Linked DNA regions of Mus musculus: all the other regions are linked to region 2. A link is a loop called in an ENCODE intact Hi-C map of the cell type or tissue named here. Cell type or tissue: heart. All regions are shown on one strand.

Region 1 (8,000 bases), 300 kb after region 2:
ACATAAAAGAATGTCAACAGCTGCATGACATACAAGCTCTCATTGTTTTTTTAAGTAATAATATATTAGTACATGGGACTGAAAACTTGTGGGAAATAAAGGAAGAGCTAAGTAGACAAACAGTTTCTTGACTGTAGTTTTCAAAGGTTATGATGGTAATTGCCAAAGCCAATAACGAAAAGCTAAAGGAGCACAAATTTAGCATCACAGAATAGCAGAGAAAAAGGCAATTTAGAAAACAAGCAAGCTGATTTTCTAAGGTCATGCAGAGAGAAGGCTAGCACCAATACTCCACAAGGTGAGTTCCCTCTTGAAGTTGCTATTCCCAAATAGAACTTTACATACTTATAGAAATCATTATTTGTTGGGAAGTCCTCTATTCCCCAGTCTCTGAAAGTTTTCTGTGAGCTAGATAAGGGGTTTCTCCAGACTCCCAGGCAAGGTTCTTTATTATCATCTGAAAGTAAATGTACTCTGACCAAAAATAAAAAAGTTAAGGCTAGGGATATATCATGGAAGTAGGAATGCTTGCCTAGTATGCAATGAGGCTCTGGGTTCAAACCCCAGCACTGCAAGATAAGCAAATTAAATGGATAAATGTCCACATATTCTTTCCTTTTTTAAGAGTGAGGAGTTGAGACAAGGTCTAACTATATAGCTGTCAATGTCCTGGACCTCTAGACCAGGATGGCCTTGAACTCCTAAAAATCTGACTGCCTCTGCCTCCTGGGCGCTGGGATTAAAGGCATGTGCCACCTTTATAAACCAGAACAAGATTATTAAACAGATTTTTTAGAGGTTTTTATAAATATGCTACTACATGTCAATGCAAAACACAAGAAATAACAACCCAAATCTAAGTTATTCTCCAACTCTGTGTACACTGTATCCTAACTAAATTAATTTCATCCAACTCTGTGTAATATTGAAGTTTTCTTAAACTTTTAACAAACTTTTAGCTTGACATAGTGGTACATGCCTTTAAACTCAGCACTCAGGAAACAGGTATGTGGGCTACATACTAAAACCTAGTCAAAAAAAAAAAAAAAAAAAAAAAAAAAAACCAAACCAGAAGGAAGAAAGGGAGGGATCTACATTTAGGTCAAAATTAGATAGATATTAAGCCTTTTGTTGTTCTTCTTCAATGATCCCATTCACCTGAAAGACAAATACCCCTCAAACCTGAGTACTTATCACTGTATTATTAATAATAATCTATAGTAATAAAGTAACATAAAAATTTAAATGATAGTTTATAGTACAATAATGTAATAAAATAATACTATATAAATACAGACATTGGAACTACTCAAAATTTAAAAGTCTGGCCCAGAGTTGTGATAGTTATTCTACCAGTTGGAAGGCTGAGGAAGGGGAAATCCCAAATTTGAGACCCGCTTGGGCAAACAGTGAAAAACTCTGTCTAAAAACGAAATAGTCTAGCTTAGAGGAGCCACCTATAATTCCAATATTCAGGAGTCTGAGGCCAGACTGGGCTAAATATAAAAATTAGCAGGCCAACTTCAGCTACATAGTTCTGTCTCAAAGAAACAAAAAACGAAGGCTCGAGGTCACAATCTAGTAGCTTACACTTGTAGTAAGCAAAAGTAGAAGATAACATTTAGCTTTCAAAGCAAGCAAAGCCTTCTGCTCCCATCTTCAGACTGGCAAAAGAGAAGACACAGTAGCTCCAACAACAGTGCAATCTGACCAAAACTCCTGAGCAATAACCTCTGACGAAAAGTGTGTTGTTAAAATTCAACTCCTTCCACAATCTGGCCTTAAGTCAATGACTTCAGCTATATTTTGACCCTTAGAATCCCACTTCTCAACAAAGCACCTGTTAACATAAACACTGCTGCAGTTTTCCTACCTACATGTCTATACCTTCTTTTCTGCTGCACGGAATTCCTATTGTTCCTCATTACTCATCACTGAAGGCCCAGTTGCCTCACCTATTAAAAGCAATGCCTCCCCTCTGATTCTAAGTATCACTGAATTAGTATCTATCTTTGATTGCCTGGTAATACTATTATGTGTATATGTCATTTTCCTTACTATATTAAGGACCCAGTCAGCAATTTCACTTCTAGATTTGCCAATAATCTCCACAGAGTAACCTGGGCATATAAATAGTAGACAGTCAATATATAATTACTAAGAAGTTTATTAACTCCTACCAAACTATAAGCCTCATTTGTTAGACTCAGCTCTTAAAACATTAAGAATGACTGACCGTTTACAAATGTATCTAAATAGTTAAATCAAATCAAAGAAAACCTCCTAAAATCTTTAAAATTTACTATCATCTATTGAGTTTATATCCATTCATAAATTTAGAGGCCCCCCAAAAGCATTCCCTGGCTTCATGGCACTGGCATCTAATAACAGTAAAGGGAGAGGCGCTCTAAGATGAAGGTCTGTGAAGTGAAGGTTGAAGACAAAGCCTACCAAAGTAACAAGACCTTTAAGGGCTCCTATCCAGCCTCATCTAGCAACTTCTCCAAACCCAGGACTTTGTACCAGGTAAGTTACCACCCTCCCCCAGCACTATAAAGCTCTTTCTTACCTTCATGTCACTGCATATGCTAGTTTAAAAAGAACTTTCTATCCTTCTGCAAAATCACTATATATCCTTTAAGTTCTGGTCCCCTCCTCTGTGTGTCACCAACCTCCTTTAGATTTAATTCCTACCTCTTACTTTGAAATTTCACACACAAATTATATGCATGTACCTCAATTACTTGACTGTTTAGCACTCGTGGTCCTTTTAAGGTAAGGAAAAAGTCACATTGCTATGCTCTTTCCTAAACCTTGATCACCCCCATTCTATTCAAGACTGGCATAAGTCCTGCTCAATATTAACTCAAAGGTAGGCGCAGTAGTTCACACCTGTAATCCCAAGAGGTGAGAAAGACTGCTGGGTTCCAGGTCAGCCTAGGATACAGTAAAACGGTGCACAAAAGAAAACTTTTTTCTTTCAGTATCAACGTTTCTAGAAACTTTCATTAAAATGCCACTAAATAAGTCTCATTTTGTCATCTGACCCTTCTTCAGGAAAAATACTCTCATTCAAGGATGAACCCACAAGTCTGCCTTCTAAGCCAGCATGGAGATCAGGAGAGGAAGGATACAGCTGAGGCAGTCAGAAGACTCCCACCACCACTCACAGCAGCATATTGAGGGTCTAGCCTTCAGTTCTTCTAGTACTTTTACACTTTAAATGTTTTTACTAATACTTTATATCACAGCACACAAGCATTTAGTAAATAAAGTCTTATATCCTACCACAAGATACAAACTATTGGAAAGAACCAAAAATTTAAAACCAGTGACTATCTAGAATCCATTTTTAACAACTAGATAAGCCCATAATCCTAGAAAGCAGGAAAGCTGAAGGACTTTACTGACAAACTGTTTAAAATCAAATACACCAGCAAAAGGCAGACTCTGGAATAAATACTTTTGTGTCAAACTGCCCTAGTTTTCCATGAACTAAATCCAAATATTTATTTCCCTGTTTCCATCATTCCTTTACTCTCAAAGCAGAATAAAAATGTACTTAAGGGGAGTGGGGGTGGGTGGGTATGGGGGACTTTTGGTATAGCATTGGAAATGTAAATGAGCTAAATACCTAATAAAAAATGGAAAAAAAAAAAGAAAAAAAAATGTACTTGAGTCTGAAAAGAAACTGTTTAAACAAATCATTAACAGAGCAAACACTATTACTTTTAGCAATCTCTCTCTTCATTTCGTAAGATCCGAAAGCACTACTGACTATTACTTCAGGGAAACCCTCACCCTGACTTGACCCAGTCAGCATCTTTTATTGCTTATTTGTCCCATGCTGCATTTTAAACATTTCACATGTTTAAAGAAGATACACGGGGATCCTTTCCATACATATAATTACAAGAACTACTAAAAAACAAAAACAAACCTTGATATGAAAAGTTATCATTAGAGGGCAGTACAAGACATTTCTGTATGACCAAAACCATTATTTATTGATGTTTTACCTCCAGGCAATTAAAAAAAAACATAACTCAATCTAAAAACATACTGATCAAGTGATCCATCCAACTGAGAGAATAGAATGCTTGAGACAAATAATTTCCATTCATCCATCAAAAAACTATAACCAGTACTATAGGTTAACATAAAAAAATTCTATTTCCATATTACACTGAGGTAGTATAACTGGACTTTATGTTGAGCACAAAAGGTAGTTTAAAAAAAAAAAAAAGAAAAGAAAAGACCTTCAACCTTCTTTAGATTCTCTTAATCTGTCACTACTATAGCACGGATGAGCCTTCAAAGCGATCATACACTATGATGTGACTAACATGAAATGCCTAGAGCAGACACACAGATTCCTGGCTGTGGGAGGGCTGAAGAAACTTGGAATGACTATTAACATTTTTTTTAGTAGGGGAATGGAAAATGTTGTAGAGCTAGATAATAGTGATGGGCACCTACATATCATGAATACACAGCACACACCACTGAACACTTTGAAACAGTAAGCAGTAGGCAATGTGAACTGTGTCTCAATTTAACCGTTACAAAATTCTCTCTCAACTTAAAATGCGTAAATACAATATCTGAAACATAAATATATACATACGGTGTGGGGGTTGGGGGGAAGCATACTGCTTCACAATCCCCTTCATGCCACCTTAGAACTATTTATATATAAACATAACTTTAAATTACTTAATGAGTAAATGAAATTTTTTTAAATAAATACCTGAAGTATATCAAAATTTTATCAATACTCTATATAAACATTCCCTACTATTTGAAGTACTATATCTAATTCCTCTCTCCCCACCCCATCTTTCTCTCTCTCTCTCTCTCTCTCTCTCTCTCTCTCCCACCCACCCACCCACCCACCCACCCACACACACACACACACACACACACTGCCATTATAGTCACGTAAGATCCATAATCAATACAAGTATACACTAAAATAGAACAACTGACCATATCCTGTGAAGACGCCTGCAAAGCAAACCTGCGATCTGTAGAAAGGAAAGTCAACTGCAAAACATGCCTCTCTTCTTCACCTACTCCTTGGAAGAACTATTCTTGAGGAATATTTGGCCCCTACAACTCTTTCAAGTAATAAGTTGTTGCTACAGTTTCTAGCACATTTCTAAGATTAGAATTCCCAGATTTCAGAGAAAACTTTTCATCAATCCCTGGCAAACACTTAAGGTTACAGATAGAGTGATATTTTTACTAACATCACTACCTCTCCTAATCCTTACCTCAAATTTCACTCTAAAACAATTATTTCATTTCTATCTGACAACTGTTTATTTCTCCTTTGTTATATCAAATAAATTAATAGGTAGGCAGATAGATGAGACATTGCCACATAGTTGTTACCTTGGAGGCCAATGTGATCAGTACCTCCTTGAAGAGACTCAAACATCAGGTCCTACTTTATTTATAGTTAGAATTGCACTTCTACTTTCAAGAACAGCCTTCAAGATATGCATTTTAATACCGCCTTCAAACTGAACGGTCATAATCAAAGTTTTCCTAACTACAGTGTTACTCTGTCATCATCAACCAACAACTAAACTAAAACAATTCTCTTAAGGGCTTCTGAGGTCAAAGAAACCCACAGCAGGATGTTACAGTGTCTTAATGATGTTCCATCAGAGAACTACAATTGACTTTACTACAAGTAAACTGTCATAAGGAAACGCTCTCAGAGTGTTGAAACAGATCTCTCTGCTGTTTCCTCAGACTTTTCATGATTTAGTCTGATCTATAAAGGAAAATATATGCTCACTCGCTATTTACTGAACACTCAGAGAGCTGCTGAGTATGTTACTGAAGGGATACAAAAAAGCCAAGACACAAAAATGAAACAGAAATCCCTAGTCTACAAAGAAAACTTTTCAAATAAACCACACAATTATGTCTGCCCTAACATAAGTTTTATAAATGGTAGTAAATGTGTTGGAGAGATGGCTGGCTCAGTGATTAAGAGTGCTTACTTGGTGAAACATTTACATGAGATTCTGAGCTTAGATTCCACAAAAAAAATATATGTGGTAAAATAGTTTTTAAAAAAGAAAGTGCTAGTTAGCTATTGGATGGATCACAGGGCCCCCACTGGAGGAGCTAGAGAAAGTACCCAAGGAGCTGAAAGGATCTGCAACCCTGTAGGGGCAACAACATTATGAACTAACCAATACCCCAGAGCTCGTGTCTCTAGCTGCATATGTATCAGAAGATGGCCTAGTCGGCCATCACTGGAAAGAGAGGCCCAATGGTCTTGCAGACTTTATATGCCTCAGTATAGGGGAACACCAGGGCCAAGAAGTGGGAGTGGGGTGGGAGGGTATGGGGTGGGAGGGTATGGGGGACTTTTGAGATAGCACTGGAAACGTAAATGAAGAAAATACCTAATTAAAAAAAATTAAAAGAAAAAAAGAAAGTGCTTATTGCTCTTTCAGAGCAGTAAGAGTTCCAGACATCTTACAATTACCATGACTTCAATAGGAAATCAAAGCCTCTGGCCTCTGTGGCACTGCATTTATATTCAGACCCAGACATACATAAATAAAAATAACAAATCTTTTTAAAAAATCTTTTGCACATCAAGTTCCTCCTGAAATAACCTTTACTCCTCCCTAATAGCCTTCCCAGAAGTATGTCTTTTAGTCTTGGTACTTTAACTCATAAAAACTGGGACTCTAAACAACATTTTTTTATGAGATTTCTGTCAGTATTTACTGTCAGAACTTAAAACTGAGTTTTAAATTTATTCATTTAGAAACAACAAACTCTACTCATTGTATTAACAGGTTTTATGAAAATTATATTTAAAATCTAGAAGAACAGCACCAGAAGAGACTGGTTTCTGTAAGTCTTTGACAGAGGGTCAAGTTCTTTTTTTTTTTTCTTTAAAAATTTATGTATTTCTTTTATGTATAAGTACACTGTAGCTGTGTACAGGTTGTATGTGAGTATACTGTAGCTTCAAGGTTGAGAGCCTTCATGTGGTTGCTGGGAATTGAATTTTTAGGACCTCTGCTCGCTCCAGTTGACTCCGCTCACTCAGTTCCTGCTTGCTCCAGCCCAAAGATTTATTATTCTACATAAGTACACTGTAGCTGCCTTCAAACACACCAGAAGAGGGCGTCAGATCTCATTACAGGTGGTTGTGAGCCACCATGTGGTTGCTGGGATTTGAACTCAGGACCTTCCGAAGAGCAGTCAGTGCTCTCACCTGCTGAGTGATCTCACCAGCCACAAGAGTCAAGCTCTTATGGTTTGCTAATACACTCAACCTGTTGCAATAATCACACAGCACAAAGCTTCTGGGAAACTCAGAATAGGGAAGGGAAGTTGTACCTTAAAATATGGATACTCAATTTTGACCTCACAAACCTGCTGAAGGTTATAGATATTCACAGGTGTCCTTGGCTCATACCTGAAGAATCGGTGCTAACAAAGGAGCCCAGGTCTATGCAATGAGAAAAGGTGAACATACCTATGTAAAGGAGCCCACTGAATGACACAGGCCTTACACCTTTCACAGAAATATGCACAAAACTATTACAAAACCAGATGGAAAATACAAAACAAGGTTTTGGGAAGACAATATGGGGAGTAATCCAAATGACTTTGGGTTTGGTGATTACATTTTAGAAACAACACTAAAGGAATAATCCAAGGAGTGATGGTCTAGACCAATGGTTCCCAACCTTTCTAAAGCTGCATACAACCCTTTAATACAGTTCCTCATGGTGTGGTAACCTCCAACCATAAATTACTTCATTACTACTTCATAACTGTAATTTTGATACTGTTACTAATTATAATGTAAATATCTGATATACTGGATATCTGATATGTGACCCCTATGGGAAAATCATTCAAACCCCTAAAGGGGTCACAACCCACAGGTGAGAACTGCTGCTCTAGACTACATTGAAACTAAAGTTTTCTGCTTTCTGGAAGACACTGTCAAG
Region 2 (8,000 bases):
CTGTCAAGAGTTGTAGTCAAGGTCTGTACTATAAGAGCATCAATCACTTTAAAGCCTGTAGAAATTCCCTTTACGGGCACTGAGCATACAGACCAATACAAGGAAAAGAGCAACCTGAATGAATTTTGAGTAAATTAACTGCTTCCTACCATCTCCCTCTTCTATCTATTTCCTAAGTGAACCAAAACATAAAATAACTCAATCTAGACCAGAAGGAAGGTGCATTAGCATATTCCAGATGATAAATGAATGGGTTCTAAGTGTTTACTTATGGAATTAGCCCTTATCATCCAGAATATAAAGATCCTTACAGAATACCACAGAAATTTTAACATAGAACAACAGAAACTATATCATTCATCAGAAACCTCAACACATTCAAAAAGACCAAGTACTAAGAACACTGAAGATACCAAACCCCAGGATTGCTCACACGCTCATGATGCCCTGAATTAGCACCCACACGTTATCAGAATCACCTTTTCAAAACACACAATCAATGCATCTATTTTAAGACACTAATCTTTTAGTTAAGGACTTTATTCTACTCAGCAACGTGTCTGTCTTCCAAAGCAGCTCTTTCCATCCCAGAATACAAACTCATGAGGTTTGTGATCACTGCTAGCTCACTTGTGTCATTCTAACCCACTAAGTCTAATTCCACAAAGTGTCCTTGATTGTGTAAAACCTAATGTTTCTTGATGAAACTCTAGAATTCTCTTCTCCAATGGTTACCATTTTTTAAAGTATACGATAAATTTAGTGTTAATTGCCATGAATGAAAAAAAAGAGGTGTAATTTTGTTCCAAAATTAACTTAGTCTCATGGGTTTCTATTAAGTCTTTCAAGCATTCCAGAGAATCTTTTCATATCTCCATTTCTGGAAAGTGTAATCAGTATAGAAGTAATTTGGGACCTTGGAAATGGCATTCATGTCTTTCAGCAGATGCCAAATTTTTGACCGACATGGCTCCCACAATTACTGTTACCATCAGTCCAGTCAGTTAACAGGTTGTAGGAAAAGATTCGTTTTTGCAGATACTGCTAAGCTGTTTAAAGAGAAGAGAAAGAGATTAATTTAGCGAGTATGAAATGTACAGATATTTAAAATATTTTGAATACTTTGTTGGATATATCAGAGGTGTGACTACATTTTTTAACAAACATACTTTTAAGTATGGTTAAAAAAAGGACAAAAACTTAAGCTACTATGATAGAAATACTATGCCAATATGTGTTAGTCAATTAATGTATGAATATTAACTACCATAGGAAGACAGGTATTTAAAAGCTACATTTTAAGGTTTTCTATCATTTTTACACAGGTACAAATCAAGAATAAAACCTGAAACAGTTCCCCAAATACTAAATTGTTCTCAACATCACAGTAAATACACCCAAACCTGAAATTTTCAAAGCAATCTATTTTGTATTTCAGAACTCTCTATCAAAATACTAATTATTCACAAAAGTTTTCTAAAAATAGTAAGACAACAGTTTTATATTAATCATAACTTTTTTAATTAACAAGTAGTGAACAGAACACTCTAGATACTGTTTACTACACACTGAAATAAACAACTGCTGTAAATTAAACCCAAACATTTACAGTAAAATGTGCTTACACATAAATATGAGCAAAATTTATTTAAAGCCCCTGATAGATCCTACATACATGCAGTTACCATGTAAAAACAAGACCATGAGTTGATGCAAAAAAAATGACAAAAATCACTGTCACCAAAACTAGAAAAAAACAATGAAATGGAAACAAAAACACAGTTAATAAGACATAAGGAACCTAAGAAAGCAGCTTTAAAAACAGGACACTCTGATCTTCCACTGTTGAGAATTCCTAATTCTCCAAACTGCCATTTATGAAATGACAGCCTAAGACTCTGTACTTGGAATTTCAAAACATCCCAATTCAGAAACTAATTTTCCCCAAGCCCACACTTCAAATGCAGGAAAAGCACTGAGGTTAAGAAAATATTCCACAGAAATGGTATAGTTTTTAGGAAAACAAACTTACTACTTCCAGAACCTTTCGATTAAGTCTATATTAACAACCATTTTTCCTATTTTCATCCATTACTTTCCAATATCATGTTAGAGATGAATAAATTCTTTGAGCCCATAACTGAAAGATCAACAAACCTGATTTTATTATGACACCATATGTTTGTCATTGGTTCTGCACAAAATTATATACAAAGAAATATATACAAAAATGTTCAAGTATTAAATTTCAATTCAAGGCTTCTGTTTCAAAAGCTACATTTAACATACTTCAGAAAGAGCACAAATTAGTCATTTCAAATAAATTTCCAACTACTTTTGGTTTCTATATCTATGTATATATATATATATATAATTCATAGGCACTGAAATCCATGCAGCTGCATTGTGGGGCTTGTATCCTACCCTTGTAGAAGCAGGTCCGTCACTCCAAGTTGTGAGTTTGGCTACTACCCATTCATGCTCAAGTGCAGTAGAGATTTTTACAAAATGTGATAGACTGAAAAACCAGAGACTAATTTAGGTCTCAAAATCATATTATCTAGCAACAAAACATTTACAGTTGTGCAAGAACAAGATTCCATTTCCATAACCAAGTAACAAAATAAAACATCTTACGTGTAGGATAACTTACATCTTTGGACTGCTGGAAAATACTTAATTATGAACATTTTAAAAATAAAAGACAGCAGAAGCCCTGATATTACCTCTGTTTCCTTATTTCTTATACTACCTTTTAAAATAAAGCAGGAAATGTGGCCAGCAGCTGGTCCCGTCTCTTCTGCCCCAACAGCTGTATCCACTTTAGCACAAAGAAAAACAAGGATGCTAAATACGTATATCCTTTATCAAACAGTGATGTTTCACAAAGAATTTAATGTCTCTTGCATTTCAGAGCATCAGAACACACACTTAAGACAAGTGGACAAAAAAACAGTATTTTAAGGAAAGACTTTTCCGTCTTTGGAAAAACAGTATCGATCATTTCATTAATTTAAACAAGTATTTTTAAATAGGACAAAAGTTTTAGAAATATGGAGAAAAGATTCTTTGTGAAGCCTCACTTTACATGTTTTCATTCACATTTCACAACCTTCAATATCTAATCATACAGAAATTTAGCCTAAATTTTAATACAACAAAAATAAATACTTTCAACAATTTCTTCATACTCATTGATTAGTAATTACTGTGCTGGTCCTCAAAGAAACATTTCATTTATCGTCTTCTAATTAAAACACAGAAATCTGATGGGTATGTTAATTTCCAACTTCTCAAGTGGTGAACTATTAGGGTCTTTAAATAGACTGTATTTCTGCATTTTCTACTGAAAACTATAAGGCATTCATTAAGTATTTTAGGAGACTTGTCATCTCCAGAAAAATACCACATTTGCGCATGCCTCAATACTTATTGTCAACCTCTGAAAAGTTGCTCTACAATTGGAATTCCAATTTGCACCTTGTACAACTCGGAACTTCCATTCAACTTCACCTGTTTGACTGTCTCCAAACTGTATCTCTATTAGCAGGTTTCTGTGTACAGTTGGAACCGATGTCATCCAAGGCCATGTCCACACTGGGGACAGAAGAGCTAGGTACACGCAACTCTGAACAAGGGGACACATTTAACAGCTATTTCAACCAGAAGCAACTTAAGTACATTAATGACCAGCACAAGTCTGTTTCCAGGGTGGACAAGGCCCAAATTAAGATTCCCCTCCCACCACCTTTCAAAAAGAAAAACAAACAGAAAAAGATATCACACACACACACACATTGAGATGTCTGCCCATTAAAGTAGCCTAAGCAGCCGAGCATGAGCGTTACGGGAAGAGATGGATCCTTACCAGGTTGTGAGGCGGGAACGACTGCTCTGTAACCCCTACAACGGAGCCTGGCAGGAAGGAAATCACCTAAAAAAGAAACTGTCAGAGAGATTTAATAGTCACAGGTTATCATTAGGAGTTGGTTACAGTGTCACATTCATGCTTTTAGCTAAACACTTAAAAGATTTAATATTACTTTTTTTTCCGCCTCTGAAATGCGTCCGGTGACGATGTCCCACTAAGGTGTTTGACATGGTGTAAGGGAGGAGAAAGGGGTAAACGCGGATAAAGAGCAGATTACTTGACCCTACATTTTAAGAGACGACGACGCCTTCCGAGCGCACGCCGAGCAGAACTCCACCGACACCTTATCCTTGTCCACATGGAGACACACTCCTCCCGCCGCGTCGTCCTCTTCCCGCGGCTCCGGCGGCTGCTTCCCCACCGGCAGGGCGTAGTCGTGGTCGCCGGCGGGCGAGTCTCTGAAGAGGGAGGTGGTCAGCCGCAGTCCCACGCCGCTCAGTCGGCTCAGCAGGCGAGCTAGTCCGGTCTCGTTGGCCAGGACGGCCCGTAGGTAGCGACTCTCCTCCTGCAGTGCTTGCACGCGCTTGCCCAGCTCCCGATTCTCGGCCCGCAGCTCCTGGTTCTCGGCTGCCAGTCCCCGGACCCGACTCTCCAGCCCCATCACGTACTCCTTCTTCTTGAGCCGATTAAGACGGGCAGCGGCCGCCGCCGCCTTCCGGGGACTCTTGGTCGCCGCCTGGTTGCCGTCGTTGGCGCCACCGCCTCCTGCTCCCGGGGACTTTCTCCGCCTCTTCTCCCCGCCGCCGCGGTCACCGCCGCTGCTGCAGCCTCCGATGCCGTTCAACAGCCTCTGCAGCAAGTCGGAGAAGCGCTGCATCTCGGCGGCCGCGGTGTCGTCGTCGTCGTCCCCCCTCAACAGGCCGCCGCTCTCCGAGCCTCCGCCGGACGAGGACAGGGGCCCGGGCGAGCTGAGCCCGGGCTCCAGGTGCCAGTCCGGTTGCCGAGGGTCCAGCAGATCGGCCAGCTCCAGCCCGGAGAGAAAGTCCATGTCCTCCGGCTCTTCCTTGGGGACCATGGCGATCGCGTCCTCCTCCTCCTCCTCCATCTTCAGGGGCGAGGGCGCGGGCGCGCGCACGGCCACGCTGCCGCGGCTCCCGCTCCGGGCCTCCGGCTCGCCCCCGTCCCCGTCCCCGTGAGGTTGCTCGCGGTCAGGCGATCCGGGCCTCGGGGTCTCCGCCCCCGCGGCTGCCCCGCTCGGCTCCCGGGGCGGCGCGCGCGTGGCGGGCGGCTCCCGGCTGTCGCGGCGGCTCGGGAAGTCGCGGCCCGAGGCTGCCAGCAGCTTGGTCAGGCTGTGCCTCATGGGGCTGAGCGGCGGGCCCGGGTAGGCCGCAGCCACTCCGACCCCGGGCCCCCAGCGCGCAGAGCCACGGCGCCGGGCCGACCGCAGGCGCGGGGCAAGGTCCGAGTGGCCTCCGGCGGCCGCCCAACCCCCCGCACGAGGCGGGGGGAAGGCAGTGGAAGCGCGAAGCGGCGAGGCCCGGGGGAGGACTCGGCCGCGCCACCCAGACAGCGGCCTGGCCGGAAGTTACTCTCTGCCCACCCCGCCCACAAAAACGCGCTTCGCTCCAGCCAGAGTATCGCGAGATTCCGAGTGCTTTCGAGGTGCAGTAACTTCGGCTTTGCGGTGATGTCATAGGAGCAGCAGGCAAAACACAATAAAACCTAGTTTCCACCCCCCCCCCACTCATCGGTACTACCCGGTACCACTCTCCTCGATCCAATATGACATCTAGACATATTTGACGTAGCTATATTAAAAAAAAACTGTTTTTGTGAACGCTTTTATTTTTGCTGTTTCTCTCTAAACTGCAAGCAAAAAACAGCACGCATAAGGAAATAGTCCCCGTTAAAACAAAAGACTTTAAATCAGAAGTGTTACCAAATTCTGGGGAACGCAGTCACGTACTGACACTAACTCCCCAGGCGACATTCAGAGGTCCTTAGTCTCAGAAAATGATCTTTCATAATACTATTACTGCTATTATTGTCATTATTACATCATTTTTATTTATCATTTGTTTTTGCAATAAGGGTCACTTGCAGAATTAGCTCCTTTGCCAAGAGTGGGTGGTTGGTTTGTTTACTGGTCTCTTGTTTTGCTGTTTGTTTTCTGCTTTTTTTTTCTTTTGTCAAGTCATGGTAGTTACTTAGGCTTTTTCCGTTTTTAAAATACCAGCTTTTTGAAAAGACCAAGTCTTGAACAAAACACTTCACTTTTTATTCAATGAGTTCATGCACATAGCACTGATGTAACGAATTCTTTTAAGCCTCACTACACATTGGGCCAATAGTGCGGGGGGGGGGGGGGGGGGGGGGGGGGGGGGGGGGGGGGGGGGGGGCTTCTGCAACCACCAGGACAAACAAAGTAATGTAATTCAGTTTAACACACTGAGTAGCCAGTGTTGATTCAAACTTCAAGAGTATGATCCCAGAGTTCTTAATTTTAGGCATTTTTTTTAAATCATTTTATTTTATTTTATTTTTTTAGATTTATTTATTATTTATTATATGTAAGTACACTGTAGCTGTCCTCAGACACTCCAGAAGAGGGAGTCAGATCTCATTACGGATGGTTGTGAGCCACCATGTGGTTGCTGGGATTTGAACTCCTGACCTTCGGAAGAGCAGTTGGGTGCTCTTACCCACTGAGCCATCTCACCAGCCCAATTTTAGGCATTTTTAAGCAAAGCACAGTTTGGTGGAAGAGTTTCCTGCTGATAATCGAGAGTATGCAGCAATATGACCTGACCACCATGAAACTCTGTGTAAAAGTATGCATGACATCTTCCATAAAGACAAATGTCTTAATTAGGGTTTCCATTGCTGTGAAGGGACAGCATGACCAAGGCAACTCTTGTTTTGTTTTGTTTTGTTTTGTTTTGTTTTGTTTTGTTTTGTTTTGTTTTTCAAGACAAGGTTTCTCTGTATAGCCCTGGCTGTCCTGAAACTCACTTTGTAGACCAGGCTGGCCTGTCTCTGCCTCCTGAGTGCTGGGATTAAAGGCATGCACCACCACCGCCCAGCTCCAAGGCAACTCTTATAAGGACAACATTTAACTGGGGCTGGCTTACACTTTCAGAGGTTCAGTCCATTATCATCACAGAAGCAGAGCAGAATCCAGGCAGGGTCCATTTCCTCTATGGAAGGAACTCCGAGTTCCCCAGGCAGGCTGGAGTGTCTCAAAGCCCACTCTGACACTGACAGTGTTAGACCTAGTGGGGAAACCCCCACCCAATTCCCGATTCGGTGTGCACCCAAAAAATCACGAAGGACCATCATCTTGATGTAAATACATGAGGACGTTTAATTACGGAGCTCTGGACCGACATGTATCTCACACAGGAGATAACAGATGTCGGCCACGAGGCTTGAAAGCTAGGGGTTTTTATGGGGTAAGGGGCTTAGGGGTGTGGAATTCAGCATAGTGACACACTATTGGCTTATTCAAACATTAACAGAAAGATTACATGTCAGCAAAAGGGCATCAGGACCTTGTTCCTGTGGGCTGGGGGCTTATCTTTGTTCACATAGCAGTCAGTTGATGTATGACTTTACCAGGCATCAAGGGGCAGTAGACAGAGGGGAGGTTCCGGCCAGGTGGTGTTGGCCCAGACAAGATAGCCCTGCTTGTACAATCAAGCTGTTCTTAGGAATGTCTTAACAACAGCCCTGTCTGTTCTGCTTTGTTCTTGGCCCCAGGCAGTGGGCTCATAGACAACTCTTTTACATGAATCACAAGATACAAAATCTCATTTTCTTTCAACAGGCCTCTTCCAACAAGGCTACCCCTACTCTACCAATGCCACATCTCCTAATATTACCAATCCCTGATCCAAGCACATTCAAACCACCACATGGATTTTATAGATTGACAGAAAAAAATAAGCTCAAAATAAGGGTCTAGAGGAGGATCAGTTGTAGTCTCTGCCACACAGAGTAAATGTTACCAGGCTATTTTTGCTCCCAGCTTTCTGGGTGGTGTCTCTTTGAAGAGACAACAATGTGTGTTTAATATTTCTGGTTCCTCTAATGCTTATCTGTGAGCACAAGGATTTCCGTGCCTCCTACA
Region 3 (8,000 bases), 500 kb after region 2:
TCTATTCTTCTTTCTTTATTAGGTAAGGGAAAGGGGTTGAAAAAAAGGGAGGATATAAAAATATTATAAGAATATTAGACAAAAGGGGTAGATTATTGAATCTACTCTTATTTTATTTTATTTTATTTTGGTTTTTCGAGACAGGGTTTCTCTGTGTAGCCCTGGCTGTCCTGGAACTTACTCTCTAGACCAGGCTGGCCTTGAACTCAGAAATCCGCCTGCCTCTGCCTCCCAAGTGCTGAGATTAAATACATGCTCCACCACGCCTGGCTTTGAATCTACTCTTAAATCAAAAAAACATTTTATAGTCATAATCATATATATATTCATATATTCATAATCATAATATATATTATATGTAGCTGTTTTCAGACACTCCAGAAGAGGGCATCAGATTTCCTTAAGGATAGTTGTGAGCCACCATGTGGTTGCTGGGATTTGAACTCAGGACCTTTGGAAGAGCAGTTGGCGCTCTTAACCGCTGAGCCATCTCACCAGTCCTATAGTCATAATCTTAACATTGGTAGAGATCTTTGAATTTTGATGCAAAGTTGAGTTTATATTTTATTATATTCATACAGAACTTTGTATATTGATAGAGAAATAAAGTTATTTTGATATAGTGATATAGGTTATTGTATATTGATACAAATTTAAGGTTAATTTTGATACATATAATATGTATGTTTTCAACATTTGAGGTATTGTATTTATATAATTCTTAAAGATGTAATATAAAGTTCTAGTCCTTTTGAATGCTTCTATTTAAAACTGTTAGGAATAATAAAAAATGCAAGTTAGGAACTATTAGGGATGATTAAGAAATACAAGTTAATAGATAATAAATAGCAAAGAACACACAATGTTTGACAATTCAGATATACTACAGATAATAGTCTTCAAAAACCTCAGAGGTCAACAGAATATGGCATTTAAAGATGCTTTCTTAATTAAAGATCTTTTTGACTATGAGACATGTCAGCTCCTGGCAGCATCCCATTTAATTTGGAAGAAGATGATGAACATCAATAACCTCCATATGGAGGTGCTTCAATTGAGGCAAGCTGGCCACTGGGCAAAGAAAATGACCATGTCTCAATTACAGAAAACATGCTGTCCAGAAAGGACAAATGGATACAGGAAGTTGACTGCTGGACTCTGGCAATACAAGGTATTGCAAGCAAGTTCTTCATAATTCCTGCTTCATAAATATGGCTGCCATATATACTGCCACATATACTGTCTGTCAATTCTTAGGCTTGAAGGCTGCTTGCCTACACTTTCTGTATACTCAGGTATAATTTATTCCTTCTCAGGTCTCTGATGAGCTTGAAAACTTGATAGTTAAAGTCTGAAAATTAAGCTTGAGTTATTTAGAATTTAAGAAGATGTGTTAGTCTAAAAAGCTGTTTTTAAGTTGGTAATACAAGTTGAGTTAGGTACAAAAACTTTGAATACACCAAGATATGATAGATAATAGAAAAAGTTCCCTAACTGCCAAATACTATACATAGACTGGACATTTTAAATATATATCATACCTTACAGTTTTCATAATTGTTATAATTGTATTCAATTTATATTTGGAAGAAAAGGAACCTTTTATTAGACTAAAAGGGGGGAATTGTAGAGAGAATATCTTGTTGTATGTATGTATGTATGTATCAGCTGTCAATTAAAAACCTATGGCCTATAAGAAAGGGTAGAATAGCAGGAGGAATACCGGGGAGGCAGAAAGGATTCTGGGATAGAGCTAGGTGTGGGAGATTAGCCGGGGAAGCTGTGAGGAGTACAGACACATGGTGCTTGAGCAAAGGTACTCAGCCATGTAGCAGAATATATGTAGGAAGCCGCCCTCACATTCGCCGTTACAAGATGGCGCTGACATCCTGTGTTCTAAGTGGTAAACAAATAATCTGCGCATGTGCCAAGGGTAGTTCTCCACCCCATGTGCTCTGCCTTCCCCGTGACGACAACTCGGCCGATGGGCTGCAGCCAATCAGGGAGTGACACGTCCTAGGCGGAGGATAATTCTCCTGAAAAAGGGACAGGGTTTCGCCTTTTTGCTCTCTTGCTCTGGCTCTTGCTTCTTGCTCCTGAAGATGTAAGCAATAAAGCTCTTGCGCTCTTGCTCTCTTGCACTCTTGCTCCTGAAGATGTAAGCAATAAAGTTTTGCCGTAGAAGATTCCGGTTTGTTGCGTTCTTCCTGGCCGGTCGCGTGAACGCGGGTAAGAAATATAGATTAGAATAAACGGGCTATTTTACATTATGATCTAGTCAAAGTCTGAGTCTTATTTCTGGGAGCACGGGGCTAGGAGGAAGAATCAGACCTAACTCTACAGATATCTAATGTGGAGAAAGGTTACTAAATTATTGTCTCTAATTCTCTGTCCAATCTAGAACTAAAATTATCTACCAGAAAATGGTAAAAAAAAAAAAAAGCAAGTCCTATATAATAAAGACTAAGACTAAGTTAATTAATTAATAAACAGCTAGAGATCATTACAAAGTTTCTAAGCTAGCCAGCTCTCAAGCTACTAATAAGATTGTCTTATAAGGAAAGGAGCAACAATCAAATGCACATCACAGACAAATGAAAACGTTGCCTAAGAACATATAAGTTGAATAGTATGAGTTGCTCCTAAAGTCAGAACATGCACAGAACCCAAGGTGGGAAGTTATACAGGAAACCCTGCAAAGTGAATCACTGACACTGAGCGGGAGTCTACCCACTATTTAGTATTTCACAGGTAAGAACCATCAAAGCGACCCTATTAGGTAAATCCTGATAATATTCCATTTTAAAAATGGTGAAAGCCGGGCATGGTGGCGCACGCCTTTAATCCCAGCACTTGGGAGGCAGAGGCAGGCGGATTTCTGAGTTCGAGGCCAGCCTGATCTACAAAGTGAGCTCCAGGACAGCCAGGGCTACACAGAGAAACCCTGTCTCGAAAAAAAAAAAAAAAAAAAAAAAAAACCAAAAAAAAAAAAATGGTGAAAAAGAGACAAGAGAATGTTAGGTTAGCCAGTGTATCATGCAGCTGGTAAATGCCTGAAGTGAACAGAAGCAATCTGACGGCCAGTGGTCTTACTACGTACATCCTTTCTAGTCTAAGTTCAGGAGGCAGAGGCAGGCGGATTTCGAGGCCAGCCTGGTCTACAGAGTGAGTTCCAGGACAGCCAGGGCTACACAGAGAAACCCTGTCTCGAAAAACCAAAAAAAAAAAAAAAGAAGAAGACTTGCACTGTTTGCACTGGGGAAGAGAGACCTGTTATGGCTGGTGGTCCATGCTCAGATAGATCAAGCTTCGAAAAGACTGTGTTCTTTCCTCATGCAAAAGGCACAGGGATTAAAGCTGAAAAAGGGAGAATGAGTGCGGTGGCGGTGGCGGTCGATCCTTGGTGCTACTTCCTTTAGATAATGTTTTGTGTTTCCAATGAGCCTTTTCTGGAAATGCATCCAGAACTCAAAGGACAAGTCAGTCAGTTATGGGGCTGTGTGTGTGTGTAATGCCAGCCCTCGGGAGGTGGAGGAGAAGGATCAGGAATCCAGTATTATCCTCGACTACACAGCACGGTCCAGGCTAGTCTAAATTATGCAAAACCTTGTCTATTTAAAAAACAAACAAACAGAGAGACAAATAAATGAATAAAAACAAACAAACAAACACCAATCCCAAAAGATGAGCAGCAGTGTCACACACTTTTTTATTTTTTGGCTTTTTGAGACAGGGTTTCTCCGTGTAGCCTTGGCTGTCCTGGAACTCACTTTGTAGACCAGGCTGGCCTCGAACTCAGAAATCTGCCTGCCTCTGCCTCCCATGTGTGGGATTAAAGGTGTGCGCCACCACGCCCAGCTAGTATCAGATACTTTTAATTGTAGCATTTAGCAGGTAGAGGGAAGCAGATCTGAGTTTGATGCCAGTCTGGTCTAGAGTGAGTTCCAGAACAGCTCAGGCTACATCGAGAAACCCTGTCTTGGAAAACAACTCCCCAAAGTGAGAAAACTTAGATTATTATTTTTTTTAAAAGGCATTTTTACAACAAAACTCCCTAAGCAGCACCAGACCCTATTCTTAGTGGCAGTTATCAATTAATTCATCATTTAATCCTTCCAGCAACCCAATAGGTCTATTTGTCTCAGTTTGCAGATGATTGACTGATGAAGCTGTTATATAGCTTGCCTACAGTTGTACAGCACATTAGTTGGGGCGGGGAGGAAGCACAAGTGAAGCACTACAAGAAATATAAGCAAGAACACAACTACGTGTTAAAACTAGTATTTAGTGGGGAAAAGGACTTCTGGACCTCTATAGCTTTAGTGGTCCACGCCTATAATTCCAGCAATTGGAGGCTGAGAAAGGAGTGCACAAGTTCGAGGTCTACCTGGGCTAGGTAATAAGACACTGCCATAAAAATGAGATAAAAATATATTAACATTTTTGATATAATGTTTGTCAGGAAGAATGCAGTAAGTTGGTTGCAACTTGAATTTACGCTCCAAAAATCAATTTTTCAAGCTTCCGGGCAGGTTATGCCGAACCAATTGCCCTCCGTATAAAACGGAGATAATATTTATCCCATTAAGCTTTTGAAAGGAGAGGCTGGGTGAAACGATTCTGGCAAAGGCGTATTGTTACTCCTAAAATGTTACACAACCGCCAGAAAGGTCTTCTCCCAGCACCACCTTTAGAAACTTTGACTCACACAGGCACGGAAATCATGTACTATCAGTAGTAACTTTCAAATTCTCCCGGCTCGCCCTCTGGGAGGCTGGCGCACTGCACTATGGGATTTGTAGTCTTAGCGCGATACCAGCTCCTCCTTACTACCTTAGAAGGAGGAAATGGGTGTAATGACCCGGAAGTACTCGTTCCGGAGAGGCGTGCAAGTTAGGAAGGAAGGGTCAGAGGTCGCCGGCCCAGATGCGTTCCTGTGTTGTTATGTAGTGGAGGGTCACGTTCCTTCCTGCAAATTCTGGAAGGTTCTTGAGTTCAATTAGGACAGTGGCTGCGGAATTCCTGGTGTCCGGCCTGAGGTGCCCGCTGGCCTAGCAGAGGCGCCGAGGGCGCTGCCATGTTTGGCTGCCTGGTGGCGGGGAGGCTGGTGAGGATGGCCCGGGCGGTGGCAGGAAGGGGTCGGTGACTGAGAGCTGGGTGGTGGCACGGTGCACGGCGCTTGGAACGCGGGGAAACCTGGTCATTGTGCTTTTTTTCCTGGGCGTGTGCGACGGACGGGCAATGGGACGCTGGCCCCACTCTTAGCTGTGTTTGCGAGGCTGTCAGGATGTGACTGCATTTTGTTGAGTGCGGATTTTGTTCCACCTGCTGGGTTGAGTGCTGTAGTTACTTGTTAATTTCAGCCTTCTGTACGGCATTTCGCCGTAACCGTGGTAACTCGTGAGCTAGTCTTTCTCTCTTTGCTGTTCAGGAACGTACACTCAGTAGATAGTGTAGTAATTACTCTTGTAAATTGATAATGCTACTTAGAAGTAAAGCTGAGATTTGTAATCTAAAGCTAAGTGGTTTTCGGAAAAATTCAATTTTCCGGACAATGAAGGTGTTTTGTTTTGTTTTTCCTTTTTGGTGTCTTTGGAAGGCCCCCCCCCCCCTTTCAGAAGTTTACCGACCCAGTTTAAAATACAATAATTGCAAGTTGCTTAATAGAAATGACTGAAATTTAGGTGTGAGCCGTACCTGTGATAACTAAAGGATTCGAGTACAATGCTTTCTTTTTGGTCAGAGAGATGCCCTTGCTTAGCCAGAGCCTTAGAATGAAATGAAATGAAATGAGTGCGGGAGTGGTTGAGGAGTAACCAGAGTGAATCTTGTTTGCTCTTTAGAAACCAGCGATGTATCCGTCTTGAGACGTGACTCCTTTCTCTTTAGAGCTATTCTTGTTTTGTTTCTCCTTGTTTTGTTAAATACTGCAACCTCTTTGTTAAATTGTGCCTCACGTGTGGTAAGCGAGAGCTCCACGCCTCCGTTTTCACCAGCTTTTGATAATGTATTCTATACACGCTGCTCTTAAGAAAAACACGTGGTTCCAAGAAACCATGGACTTCTGTCTGCAGTGAATGGGAGGCTCCTGTGGAGGTGAGGTAGTGCTAACCCTGGTCAATAGCTTTTGGAATGTCCCAGTAGGAGCTCTGGGGTTTGGAAGATGAAAGAAACAATTTGAGAAGAACGTGTTCCTCAGATGTCTGCCATTAATAAAGCCCAGCTTCGTGTCTTACACCTGTATTTCCAGCTCTTCAGAAGGCTGAGGGAGGAGACCCACAGTTGCAAGGCTAGACCCTGGCTCTAAAACAGTGGTGGGGTAGTTCAGTAGTTAAAACACTTTTTTCCTGTCTTTTTTGAGACCGGTCCTTCTCTCTGTACGCCTGGCTGGCTGTCCTAGGACTCTGCAGACCAGGATGGCCTTGAACTCAGAGATCCAAGTGCTGGGTTAAAGGTGTGTGCCAGCACAGCCAGCTCAGAATTATTGTAAGCCCAAAATGTGGCCTCAAACCCCATTACCACAGAACGAAACAAACCAATGAAACCCTATGTAGAGTCTGTGTTATGTTGTGAGCTAATCTGGAAGGGAATTTCCGGCTATATGCTTTATTTGCCCAACATTAAATTTATATGATAAATATCCAGTGGATATTTCTTTAAGACAAGATTTTTTTGGGGGCTTGGAATTGTATATCATTAGACATAAATGAAAATGAAGGACAAATAGAACTACTAGCATCTCAGAACTTAACTCCATTCTTTTGCTAGAAAAACCACCTATTGAAACTTACAAACCTAATTTTCATTCTTTGAGTCTTTTCTTTTTCCTTTTATTTCTATAAGACAGGATTTCTCTGTGTAGTTCCAGGTGTCCTGGAAGTTTGCTCTATAGAACGGGCTAGCCTCAAACTCAGATCTGTCTACCTCTGCCTCCCCAGTGCTGGAGGATTAAAAGCCTTCGTCACCACAACCTTAGGTTTTTTTTATAACATTTATTTATTTGATATATTTAAGTACACTGTAGCTGTCTTCAGACACACCAAAAGAGGGCATCAGATTCCATTACAGATGGTTTGTAAGCCACCATGTAGTTGCTGGGAATTGAACCCAGGACCTTTGGAAGAGCAGTCGGTGCTCTTAACTAGCCCTAGGTTTTTTTGTTTTCTTCTTAAGGAAAAAGAACTCAAAGAAAGGAAAGATTCTCCTACCCCCATTTTTTGTTTAATTAAAGTCAAGGATTAGACTGTGTAGTTGGATATGGTGACACACAGCTGTAATTCTAGTACTTGGGAGGTGGAGACAGGAATTTGAGGTTGGTCTTGATTGACTATGTAGATCACTCAAGGCCAACTTGGGCTACCTGCATAAGATCCTGTCTTTTAAAGGGGATTGGAATGTGGTACACATTTACAGAATGTCTCTTGCCTGTGCAATAAAAGTTGAAACAAATACTTATTTTGCCTTATGGTTATTTCCATGTCTGTGAATACTATAGCTTCTCACACCTTCCAAGAAATATAGGTGCTAAAACTTGGCGAAATTGAATTTAGCACTATAGGAAATTTTGGATTATATTTTTGCTTTTTTTTTTTTATGGTGGAAAATTTTAAGTTGGGTCAGTAAATTTCCTAAAAGGGAATCAGAACTTGACCTTAAACACCCAGTCCTAGTCAAGTCAGTTACTTGTACCTGTAAATCTGACACCTGTGAAGAGAGGCAGAGAAGTAGGAGTTGAAGGTCATTCAGGAGGCAGCGCCAGGCCTGGTCCACAGAGAGTTCTAGCTAGGACAGTCAAAGCTACCTAGAGAAACCCTGAGTCAAAATAGAAATCAACTAATTAAATGTTTAGTCTTCAGAGTAATTGTAGTGATGTAGAGTTGTTGTTTTGATGAATAGCAATTACAGTTTAAAGAAATACAGAAACCTAGAATAAAAAAACCAAGCAAACATATAAGCTAAAATGTAGACAGCTTGTTTACCTGAGTTCTCTCAGAATTGCT

What was found. A loop is a pair of places that touch in the nucleus more often than their neighbours do. Peaks named below come from ENCODE experiments on the same cell type or tissue, not always from the same donor. Only the 100,000 strongest peaks of a DNase experiment are listed, where the experiment ranks them.
Region 1: it touches region 2 in a loop (2.2-fold over the local background); 3 of 42 quality-filtered maps call a loop at or near these places.
Region 3: a loop joins it to region 2, with 13 times the contacts of the local background. A loop is called at or near these places in 2 of 42 quality-filtered maps.

The regions. Positions count from the first base shown.
Region 1 is chr7:90,136,248-90,144,247 of GRCm38, reverse strand. The region is part of intron 1 of Picalm (phosphatidylinositol binding clathrin assembly protein); the gene reads right to left. Among named protein-coding and RNA genes, the nearest start is that of Picalm, 10 kb to the right of the region's middle. In heart, a CTCF peak has its summit at 3,988; no DNase peak of the experiment used is centred here.
Region 2 is chr7:90,440,246-90,448,245 of GRCm38, reverse strand. It overlaps Crebzf (CREB/ATF bZIP transcription factor), which reads right to left and starts at 5,465. Exons shown (of 1, transcript NM_145151.3): 1 at 203-5,465. The coding sequence starts at 5,231. The coding sequence ends at 4,155. In heart, a CTCF peak has its summit at 4,610; DNase peaks (open chromatin) are centred at 4,685, 5,005 and 5,485; H3K4me3 peaks cover 3,611 bases; H3K27ac peaks cover 2,738 bases.
Region 3 is chr7:89,938,076-89,946,075 of GRCm38, reverse strand. It overlaps Hikeshi (heat shock protein nuclear import factor), which reads left to right and starts at 4,872. Exons shown (of 5, transcript NM_026304.3): 1 at 4,872-5,107. The coding sequence starts at 5,078. In heart, a CTCF peak has its summit at 4,743; a DNase peak (open chromatin) is centred at 4,865; H3K4me3 peaks cover 2,386 bases; H3K27ac peaks cover 1,625 bases.